Regions from separate parts of the Mus musculus genome. Here region 2 is linked to region 1. The links are chromatin contacts, found by POLR2A ChIA-PET in ENCODE. All regions are on one chromosome and are shown on one strand. Each heading gives the region's core, a stretch centred on a gene start or an enhancer-like site at or near the end of the contact. The rest is flanking DNA. Distances are from core to core; before and after follow the strand shown. Region 1 overlaps Adam11 (a disintegrin and metallopeptidase domain 11). Region 2 holds the start of Eftud2 (elongation factor Tu GTP binding domain containing 2).

Region 1 (5,419 bases), core at 2,349-4,848:
ACAAGCTGGCCAGGTGGGGGTTCTGGCAGAGGTCAGACAGCGGTGGCATGGTAGACAAAACAGATGGGCAGGACGCAGGGGGAGGCCCCCTCCTAGCGGAAGGGGTTGCAGGGCACAGTTCCAGCGCCCACCCGGCCATGGGACCCGGCGGCAGAAAGGACAGATGAAGGTGGGCCAGGGCCCAACAGGCGGGTGGGCAGGAGGAAGGGCCTGAGCAGACAGAGGACTCGCTTCCCAGGCTCCCTGCAGGGCTTCGGGAATCGGATCGGTCCCAGCTCCCGGTCAACAGAATGCAAAGGGACGGATGAAATGGAGACAAGGACAGCGGGAGGGATGACGTGGCCGGCATCACACTGCCCCCTGCTGGGTCGGGTCGTACCTTCCACGACGGATGTTTCTTCAGGAGCCAAGGAGAGGACAGGCAAGAGAGATAGGAAAAAGAAATTGCGTGAACCTCCTGTTCTCCAAAAGAACGGCCTTCCAGCCCAGGAAGACCTGTCCCATAAATGGACCGTGGAGATCTATCCCAGCTTGGTAGGGGGTTCAAATCCTAGCTTGGCCACTAAGTCACATTGTGACCTTGGGCCTCAGGGCTCTTCAAGCGCCCAACGTGGGGGCTACACCAGACCCTAACTGCAACGTTCTGGAGTTCCTGGGCTGAATGTGGATAGGGACGGGGAGACATCTCAGACAAGCCCTAGGCCGTGCTGGGATGCGTTGAGCAGTCTTCAGGAGGCTGGGAGTCAAGGTTGTTCCCGTAAAGTCTGGTGTTTAGATATGAGTAGATAGTTTCTTGAACTGTTCAAACAAGACCCGTGGGCTGGCTTGAATGAGTGATGTGTGAGTTCAGGGTGAGCTAACCTGTCAGGGAGGCCATTAGGCTCCAACAGTCTAGGGTGCCGAACCCCCAAGCACCTGTTGGGGGATCTAGGGAGCATGTGTCTCTTACTTAAATCCCCAGCCCGTGCCGCCCAGGACGATGGCTGCGACCAGGACAGCCCCGGCGATGGAGCCAATGATGATGTTGGTACCGCTGGGACCTGGGGAGGAGGGTAGGGCTTGGTTGGCAGGGACAAGCATGGAAAACGGGCAACATAGACAGTGCTGGGCAACTTCAGCCTCACCTTTGTATCTCTCAGTCTCCCCAGTGGGAGGGGACGTGGGCAGTGGGTTGTGAATACTGCAGTCTTTGCCTGTCCAGTCTGGCTGACAGATACACTTCCCCTCGTTGCTGCAAACCTACAGGTAGGCGAGGCCAGCATGGATAAGCAAGGCCACATCTCCGTGTGAGCCTCCTCCAGCAGGCTCCCCCTGGCCTCCAGACACCCACCCCATGATGGGAGCAGATCCTTCGCTCTCCACTTCCAGGGCAGGTGCTGAAGTTGAAGGCAGAGGCTGGCAGGCAGCGGTGATCTAGGCACAACATGTTGGGCCCACAGGCCGTGCCGTCCTCCACATAGCTCAGGTCCGAGCCATCAGCTAGCTGCACGTGGCCTCCCCTGGAGAGATGGTATACACAGCCTCAACCCCTGTCCTCTAGTCCCCATCACAGTTGTCCCTTCAACCTCCCCATCCACGGTTCCAGACAACACCTGCAGTCCAACTCCTTGCCCTGGTGGTAGAAGGTGACACTGCTGATGTCGCCCCCCAGATCCCCTAGCCGCGGAGCTCCAGAGATGTTGACGCACAGAAGGAAGCCACAGAGCACATCCCTGTAGGGACACATGGGGTCGATGAAGCCAAATTTCTCTGTAGACCCAAGTACCGAGCCTGCTCCTTCCCCTCTGGCCTCACAGGCTCTTCCTAGAGCCCTGCCTTTACCTCTGGAGATTCCCTGACCCTGGGGCGGGGATGCTACTTACTGCTTACTGCACTGGACCCAACCAGATCCCTTGCGTCCACAGTTTCCACGCTCTGTCCCCTCCACGTTCAGCTTCTCATAGCAGAAACGATCCGCAGCCGCTAGAGAGAGAAAGAGAGAGAGGAAGCATCACCCCACAGATCCCTGGATCCCATCTAGGACCTCAGACCTGCACCTCTAAAACTTGGGCCTAATCCTTAGGCTTGATGCCTAAGGTCTTCAGAAGCCACGTTGGTTGCAGGGCTTGTTCCTTCAACCAGCGTCCCAGCCTAACTCTGAGCTTTGGGTTTTCCCGAGTCTCTGGACTCACCATGGCCCCATAGGGCTTGGCACTGCCGGTCCCGGGTTTTACAGCGGCCTCCATAGCAACGACCCTATGAGCCGTGGGAGAGGAAGCATCAAGACACTGAGGGAGACAAGACTGCACTGAATTCGGACGGAAGGACCCCACCCCTATCCCTCATACCTGCTCATGATCACAGTAGTAACCGTCCAGCTTGTGAAGGTTAGGGGGACACTGGAGAGAGAGAGAGAGAGAGAGAGGCTGGCTGAGCAGGGTAGCCCAGAGCTGAGCTGAGGTTCGGGGTGTGTGTGGGGGGGGGTGGGGGGAGAATGCAAGGAACCAAAAGCTACCCCAAAGGGGCCACATGTCACATGGCTCTTCCACACGAAAGATGGGGGCCTGTTTGGCTCTGTGGATTTGACTGGTAAGTCTCCTAGCTTTTCCAAGCTTCCCCAGTTTCTTGCATCCATTACCCCAGAAGCCCTAGTTAACCCATGTTACGATCCACCAGATCCTTAGAATACACTAGACACTGGGCAGGCGGTAGGAATACCAGTGTCACTACAAATGCTTATTTAATGATTGACCGAACAGAGGTAGGTGGCTCGAAAGACCCCTTTCTCAGAGAAGAAAAAGCTGAGGCTGGTCAGCTGCGGCTACCCCACCCGCTAAGCAGAGAGGACACACAGAGTAGTCAACTCTTCAGCGCCAAACTTATAAGGGAGGGGGCTGTCTTGCTTTGAGCTCCCACAGAACAGATGGTTTGGCAGACCTGGCTTGAGTCGCCGGTGCAGGTCTCTGCAATGTCACACTCATTCACCGCTTCTCGGCAGGAGACACCTCGTGGCTCATACTAGGAAAAGCATGCATGTGTTTCTGGGAAGGATAAATATTTCCCCACTGCCCTTCCAGGGTTAATGTGCTGGAACGTGGGTCCCAAGGCCTGATTCTCATTTCCTGTCCCTCTCCACCCTCAGCAGTAAGGGTGACTCTCCCCTCCGGTCCTCAGCTCCTAACTCATTCCCCATTGGCGCTCTCTTCGGGACAAGGCCCGCCCAAACAGACTCAGCTCTTCCCCATTCCCGCCTCTTATCGAGGGCATCCAATCGTTTCTTTGCTTCTTCCCCCGCCCCCCGCCTCCCGCTCGCTAGGTCCTCACCTTGCAGCGGCGACAACAGAGCCCATCGCTGCACATGGCGTCGTGCGTCAAGGTGCATTTTTTGCAGCAGTTGCCCCCTGCTCGGCTGCACTCCTGAGGGTCGCGGGGAGAAGTGGAGAGGCGGGCTAGCCCCTTCCCACTCTGTATTCTCCCTTCCCGGAGCCCATGCGCGCGTCCCGGGCCCAGACGGGAGCCCACCAGGAGCGCTCACCTGCACCGACCCGCAGTCGCACTCCTCTCCCGCCTCCACGAAGCCGTTTCCGCACTCGGGAGGGTCCAGAAGCTGGAGGGAGAGGGGATGTCGGGAGCCTGGCTGGCACCCTGCCCACCCCCCGCTTCCCCGTTCTCCGCGCTAGTACCTTGAGGGGCTTGTTGAACAGGCAGCTCCCGCCTCCCTCCTGCAGAAACTGGTTGTATTCGTCGATGCTGCAGCGCGAGAACTTGCGGGGCAAATAGAACCTAGACGGGCGAGAGGGGAACTGTGTTGCTGGGGACAGCCCTTCCTCGAGAGACTTGGTTACTACTACAAGGAGACCGAAGGACTGCCCTGAGGTTGCACGACAATCAATCCCATACTCCTGTCTAGGAATGGGTGGAGGACGTCGCTTGCGTTCTTTCTCCTGAACCTCGGGACAAAGAGCCCAGTGTCGGAACGCCTGGGAGGGACGGCGCCTCGCACGAGGCTCGAGCGCCTCCCAGTGGCCAGAGTGCGCCCTGCAGTCTGGCAGTTTTTGGTACCCAAGCATCCCTGAGCTATTTACAGATAACCTATATTCTTGGTTATCCTGAGTAGTCCTGTGAGCTAGGTCCTCTTGAAGCCACCCATCTTGACTGTTAGTGCTCCTCGAAGGCCTCTTCTTACCCCAAACCCTTCCCAAAGTCTGTCTCCAAAACTCACCCAGTGTCCTCCATGATGCAGCCCAGCCAAATGTCTGGACACTTGCAGTCCCCTAAGAGGAGATTTAAGAACACATGAGATATAGAGTGGAGAAGCACCCCCACTGGCCCCTTCTTCATTTCTTGAGGCTCTGTGTGGGTCTGGGAGGGTTGTTGGTACCTGCTGAGCTCCGGTGCTTATTCCACATCATGCCCAAGTTCTGCCCTAGCGTCTGGGCCAGGGTCACCGCCATGGCACCCATGTTGCCATACTAGGGATGGGCAAGACAGAGCACAGGATGTCTGCATGCTCCCAACAGTCACTGGGTCTTAGCAAGCCTCTGTCCTGGCTGGGCCTCTGGGTGCTCACCTCGTTCACACCTCCACCCCGGGACAGTGAACAGATGCCTCCCACGTAGGCCGCCCCGCTGCTGGTGCTCTGGAAGGTTCTACCCCTAGAAGGGAGAGAGTGGTCAGGATGATGTCAAAGGAGCAGTGGGTTCCAGACCTTTCTATCAGCCTGGTGGCCTCAGGCCAGCCCTTCCCCTATTTGGGTTCATTCACCCGTAAGCCAAATGGAGGTTTCAGGGCCTTTAATTGGGTTTGTCCATCACTAGGGTACTTCATCACCAAAGAAGGGGTGACGGGCAGCCTGGCAGAGAAAGGCAAAGAGCACATTCCCTGCACAGCCCAAGGTGCAGAGGATACCCAGCTGGTGCATGTGGCTGGAAGCAGGTGGCAGGTGGCAGGTGAGCTCCACCTGCAGGGTCCCCGAAAAGATCGCCTGGCACAGGCGGTAAGAACTAGCAGCCAGCAAAAGCTGGCAGGGTACAGTGTGGGGACTCACGAGAAGAGGTGGGTGGCATCACTGGGCTCAGGCAGACCCTCCCGCCGGTAGACCATAAGCCGGGCCAGGGTCTCCAGTAGGTCATCCTGCACCTGGATCTTGTCCCCATCTGCCCACGTTTCCATGGCAACCAGAACAATTCTTGTGTTGAGCTGTTCCTTGTATATCTGGGCCCAGAGAGAAGATGGGGGAGGGGCTGGAGGGAGGCTGCAATCTATATTTCCAAGAAGTGGGGGGAGGGGGGGGTCAGTGACTGACAATGACTCCTGGATGCCTGCATGTGGGGGAGAGGGAGAGGGGAGTAGGGACGGTGCTTACCACATCTGCCAGGTTCACAACAGATTTTGCAAAGTTGCTGGTGAGGACCACTGACTGCCGCATCTGCTCAAACTG
Region 2 (5,601 bases), core at 2,184-4,683, 110 kb before region 1:
GGGTACCCACATGGTGGACATACATACATACATGTAGGAAAAACACTCATACACATAAAGTGTCTTTTTAAAATGCCTTCTGAGACCACTGAGGAATGCTGAGGGCAAACAGTCCTATCAATGGACTCCATACAGTTCTAGCAGCTCCTGTAGGAGCCCTTCTTCTCCCTGTAGCCCAGCAGATGGCTCCTCCACAGTGAGGCCCTCCTGCATGGGTCTGGTGGTGCTCATGGCTTGCAACTTCTGAAACAGGCGCTGGCAGCTCTCTCGCTCTGCATGGCTCAGCAGGCTCAGGTTCAAGTTGAACCGCCCAGTGTTAGCCAGGCTGTGCAGAATCCCCAGCACTGCTGTCCGGTCGCTCAGCCTCGCGTGCTCAGCCAATGCCACCAGCAGCTCCCCAAGAAGTCCAAAGCCCACATCCATCTGGAAGAGGTGGCCCAGCTTGGGCCCCCCAAGCTGAAGTAGGGCCTGGTAGCGCTCTGGCCCACTTCTTAAGTGTCGCCGCCAATCACGGTAAAATTCTGCAGAGGTGGTGGGCTGGAAGGGTGATTTCTCCTGCATTTCAAAGGGAAACAGGTTCAGAGCTCTTCTTGCCGCTCTGCAACTGCAAAGGGGGAGGTGGGTTATGAGTTTTCATGTTAGCATTTCAACTGTTCTCTGAGCTCAGGGAGGGCTGGACTCTGCGGCCTCATTTTCAGATGAGGGAACTGGGGAGAGAGGAGGAAAGAGGGAGGGAGGGCCAAAGAAATCCAGGCTAGGATCTGAAGGTTTCCTTTGTACTGGGGTTTCCTCCTGAGAAAGAAAACATAGCTCTTGGCCCTTTAGAGTGAGTCAGAGCTTGCTCCGAGAAAAGTAAAATAGTGTACAATAAATCTCTGGGAGAGAAAAAGAAACTCAAACGAGTGTTGAGTGTCTGACAGGCTGGGTCCCTCTCCAGTACTGCCCCAGGGTCATTATCCTGTCTACCACATGACCAGATGAGGAAAGTTAGAGGACTGTTGCGCATGTCTCTACTCAGCGCGACCATCTGATTGCTGTTCTGGGATTGGTATGTGTGTGTGTGTGTGTGTGTGTGTGTGTGTGTGTGTGTATCTGTTGGCTGTCATGAGACATAAGGAAGAGGTATGGGCTGTAAGAAGACAGGGTCATAGCTTTATCACAGAGAACTCCTGCTGAGCTAAAGAGGCTAGCCCACACCTACCTGGGGTATTTCAGTGACCACATCTTGAGAAGTCCTTTCCCGAGTAGTGTGACAATTCCAGGGCACAAATCTCTTTCCTCCCATCTTGTCCTTTTGTTCCAGAGGTTTCAGGTGTGATGCAAGAACAATACCTCTGTGTCAAAGGTAGAGATTGGGGAATGAGCTTAATGATTCCCTGTGTGGAGGGCAGCTACTTGGCTACACTTGTTGACGGGAAACAGGGCAACTACTACAACAGCAGCAGCATAGAGGGCTGAAAGTCTTCACGCACTTCAAATGGGCTAGCTGCTGTGCTCAGCATCTTTCAGGCCATAACTCATGCAACGATAGCAACCATTCCTCTCTCTTACAAAATTGAGGCTCAGTCAGGTTAAGGAGCTTTGGTAAGATCATCAGGTAGCAGAGGGTGGGGGCATGACAGAAGCCTAGAATGATCTCAATTTAGACTGCTTGCTTTTAATTCCTGTAGCCCACCATGAGAGGAGGGCCTGAGAAAAATAGCAAGCCAACCTGAACTCCTCATAGGAAGGCACCCTTTGCTCAACTGCCCGTAACTTGGCTGCGTTCTCCCTTTTGTACTTCTCGTCAGCAGCAAGGGCAGCCTGCAGCTCTTTCTCCAGGGCCTTGAAGTTGATTACATCGTTCTTCTCCATGGCTAAGGCCTGGGAAGGCAAGAAGAATGCATGTCAGCAGAGCTTAAGTCTTCAGGGTAAAGATGATGCCCTGGGATTCATTGCCAGAATGTGAAATGACCCAAAGCAATCTGATACTTAACCTGGAGTGTTATAAAAATCTAGTTTCTTCCTTTACAGGTAAAATGGAATTGCGTGATGAAAATGTATTCCAGGCTTCTCACTGAGAACAAAACAGAAAGGTTTCCCGTTTGAAGTCTTGACTTTGCTCTCTGCTTCTAACAATATTTTAGACACTAAGGGCTGGATCAGCGGTAGGATTTTGCCTTGTGAATGCAAATGCCTTGGGTTTGATCCCCAGCAAAACACAAAACCACAACACACACACACACCTATTAATTCAGGTGTTTCATCTGAGGAGGCAATTTGGAGTTCAGATTTCTGACTCTTCATTCTTTCACATAGGATTTCTCTATATCAGTTTATTACCATAAAGGAACAGAGCGGGGGAGGGGGGGAGAGGGGAGGACAGACACAGATACAGAGAGAGACAGAGAGGTTTCTTTTATTATCTACTCCAGCTCAAGGACAAAATTTCACACTTCACTAAATGTCTTTAATGAAGAAAAAAAAATCACCTCAACCAAAAGCAATGACAAAGCAGGAAGTTGAGAAGTGTCAGAAGGAGAAAACTCAGTAGCCTCCATCCCCAAATCCCTGAGCAGCACAGAGCGGCAGGCAAATGTGTGCTGTGTGGGCATTATCTCCAGTCCTACCACTGAAGTCCTGCCGCCTCCCGGTATGTGTCTGATGGGGCTGTTTTCATAGGAAGCTATGTGTTCCGGTCTGGCTTCTGACATTTACTTATGATACCTCTTTCCACCTCAGAATCCTGGTGAGCTGGAGCCATAGTTCACTCATGATCAGCCCTAGGGCAGGAAATGAGCTGGTCCGCAAGCAAATCCACAGCCATCCCAACCATGATGGGAAATGGAACGCCGAGAAGTGGGCTGTGTTACTCAGCCAACAATTGTACTCAAGAGTCTCATACCCTAAGCAATATTTTGGGGGGTGAGGAGATCTCGCTGTGCCTAGTTTGCTCTCTCCAAAACTTCTGAGCTCATCATGATCTAGGCTCAGCCTCTAAGCAATAGAGACGATAGACTCTCGCTACCCGACCCATTTCTCTGTCGAGTTCTAAGCCTTCTCCAATTATAGAATGACTAGAGCAATCCCCTTTACTGTCCCTAAACCCTCACCCAGTCTTGGACTCCCTGCTTTCTCTCGAGAAACCCCGGATCTGGTAGAACACCTTAGTGCATCGCCCTCGCAACAGAGATTGTTGCCTAGCAACGGCGCCACCAGTCTGCCCACGTGACCGGCCCGAAGGCCCTCCTTTCAGGCTGTCCTAAGGCGCCTGATCAGAATCCTCCGGCCTTGCTTTTTTTGTGGAGAAGTCCACGCTTCGTTTTGAGGACCAACAAGTTGGCCTTTCCCATTTCTGTCTCCGGGGCCAGAATTTCTCGAAGCTGTTCCTTAGGCAGAGCTGTCCTCCGAGGCGAGGCGGTCCGGCGACGCGCTCGGGGTCCTTCCTAGCGCCGGGCGCCGGCGTTGTCGCGGCGTGCGGCGGAAGCGCGGGCTCAGGCGGCGGACCGGGGCACTCGGCTGAGCATTCGGCGGGTGAGCTGGCCGGGAAGGGTCCTTTCGGGGCTTGGGGAACGAGCGAAACATGAGCTTGGGAAGAGGCGATTTATATAGTACTTATCCCTTTCGCTTAACGAACGCGTAAATTGAATTCTGGCGTGGGAAAGAGAATGAAAGACCCCAACGCACGCACACACCGTCGATTCCGGGGTTTCCGCGGTCCCCAACGTGGTTAAGATCCTGTCCCTTAGTAGAGGTGGCGCTGTAAAGACCCAGGCCCCTGCCACTCCCCCTTCCATCGGTGCCTGCTTCACCGCCAGACTGTCTCCATCTTCAAACTATTCTGCATCCGAGCTGACTGTGATGGCGAGTGCCTAATTTTTGCGCTCTGGAGATGCAGACAGAAATATTGGTGCAGGTTCAAGGCTAAGTAGCGGGTCTGGTTCAAAAAGCCAAAACCAGAAAAGATTCCAGCATTCCTTTGAGATTCTGCGTTGCAGTGGGAAGATGCAGTTTTGGTTATTTAGAGTAGCTTTACTTAAACTAAGCATATCACTAATTCACTCCCCTACCCAAAGCCACCCTCGAAAAACAAAACTAGCAAAACGTATTGAGGGCCTATTTTGTCCCAGGCACTGTTGTCGTTTTGCTCCTATTTTATTATTAACATTTATCAGTAGCGGGCACACACACATGTTCCCTAAGTACTACTCAGGCATAACCTTGACTTTACTTAGGCGAGGGGTGTAACTCGGTGGAGAAGTGTTTAGTAGAGTGTGAGGCCCAGGATTCGATCTTAAGCACCCAGCCACACACTAAGAGATTAGTGTAAGGGTGGCCTGGCAAGTATATGTGGAGTGACAAATAGGTGACATTAAAGGAAAAGGGTGAGTTAAATGAATTAAGAAGGTATACATAGCCAGAGGACAATGGGAATGACAATTATCCTGGGGGCAGAGATGAGTTTGGCTTGTTCAGTAAACAACCTTCTTTAAAAATTTGTGATGGTAATCTTGGGAGAAGACAATGAACATAATTGTGGTTGCCTCTTAGAAATAAAAACAGTAGGTATACTGTAAGAAATACCAGAATTTCAGAACAAAACATTCCACTCCCTTAGCTTTACTGAGTGTCTTTTTGTGCAAGGTGCTGTCAGGGGCATTGGTGCGTGAACACAAAGGAGCATGGGGATTCACGTGCTCAAGAAGGTCAAGTTTTGTTATGACCAACATTTGTTACTTGTTGCTTTTTGAGACAGGGTCTCTCAGGATGTATGTAGGATCATGGGTATAAGATCCTATGCTTGGATAATCACACTGTGTGTGTTTCTGTGTGTGTGTGTGTGTTTCTGTGTAGTAAGTGAGGATCAGATGTGCTGTGGCTTGCAGGTGGAGGTCAGAGGACAGCTTCAGGGTTTGGTCCTATCTCCTCCTTACTGCCAATACCAGGCTAGCTGGCTCTGAGCTTCAGAGAATCTCTGCCTCCCATTTCCTGTTGGCCGTCTAGGATCACAGACACTCACACTACCCTATGTAGCTTTTCAGTGGGTTTCCAGGACTGAACTCAGGTTATCAGGCTGCACAGCTAGGTACTTACTCATTGCCTTTATAAGGTTTTAGGCAATAATAAATCACTCTAAGGAGGTAAACTAACTTCTGTGAGTTACGTCATCCTTAGAAATGAGGCCAAGATAGGATGGATCGAGGTCTTTAACCCCAGGGGCCTGATGCTTTTTCCCCTGCTCTGGTTTGTGTTGCTCGCAAACCGTAGAATTGTTTTTTAGAATAACAACAGTTGCCTAGCATTTGGGACAGAAGATACTGACGAGAGTGAGAGGCTGAGGGGCTGGGAAGGCTGGTAGGGTGAGATCTAAACTGTTCTTTTGAACAGAATATTCAGTCGTTGAAGTGGGGGGAAATCTGCTGATGTTGCAGACAATTGTAAGGTAGCGTGTGGTTGATGAGATTCGAACCTGGGTCCTTTAAAAGAGCAGTGAGAACAATGAGTTCTTACCCATCACTAAGGGACAAGCATGTCCGCTGTCACCATAATTAAGGGTCAAAGTTAGAATCATCAGTGAGGACAAGTTGGAATCGTGTACCTCTCAGAGCAGAGGCAAAGCCA

What was found. ChIA-PET counts read pairs that join two places held with the same protein, here RNA polymerase II (POLR2A).
Region 2: POLR2A ChIA-PET joins it to region 1 with 34 read pairs in Patski. The contact joins the promoter of Eftud2 here to the enhancer-like site in region 1. POLR2A ChIA-PET finds 5 or more read pairs at or near these places in 3 of 5 experiments (Patski and embryonic stem cell).

The regions. Positions count from the first base shown.
Region 1 is chr11:102,772,609-102,778,027 of GRCm38, reverse strand. Adam11 (a disintegrin and metallopeptidase domain 11) reads right to left here. Exons shown (of 27, transcript NM_009613.3): 10 at 5,345-5,416; 11 at 5,027-5,193; 12 at 4,550-4,634; 13 at 4,361-4,451; 14 at 4,202-4,253; 15 at 3,663-3,762; 16 at 3,515-3,586; 17 at 3,304-3,396; 18 at 2,917-2,997; 19 at 2,328-2,378; 20 at 2,172-2,235; 21 at 1,863-1,962; 22 at 1,593-1,712; 23 at 1,331-1,499; 3 more. Among named protein-coding and RNA genes, the nearest start is that of Adam11, 14 kb to the right of the region's middle. Within about 2 kb of position 3,598, at least 2 of the 3 ENCODE cell types and tissues checked have a DNase peak (open chromatin) inside an H3K27ac peak, as active enhancers do.
Region 2 is chr11:102,878,807-102,884,407 of GRCm38, reverse strand. It overlaps Eftud2 (elongation factor Tu GTP binding domain containing 2), which reads left to right and starts at 3,433. Exons shown (of 28, transcript NM_011431.3): 1 at 3,433-3,513. Ccdc103 (coiled-coil domain containing 103) reads right to left here and starts at 3,184. Exons shown (of 5, transcript NM_028492.3): 1 at 3,093-3,184; 2 at 1,977-2,056; 3 at 1,712-1,863; 4 at 1,202-1,334; 5 at 1-555. The coding sequence starts at 1,854. The coding sequence ends at 118.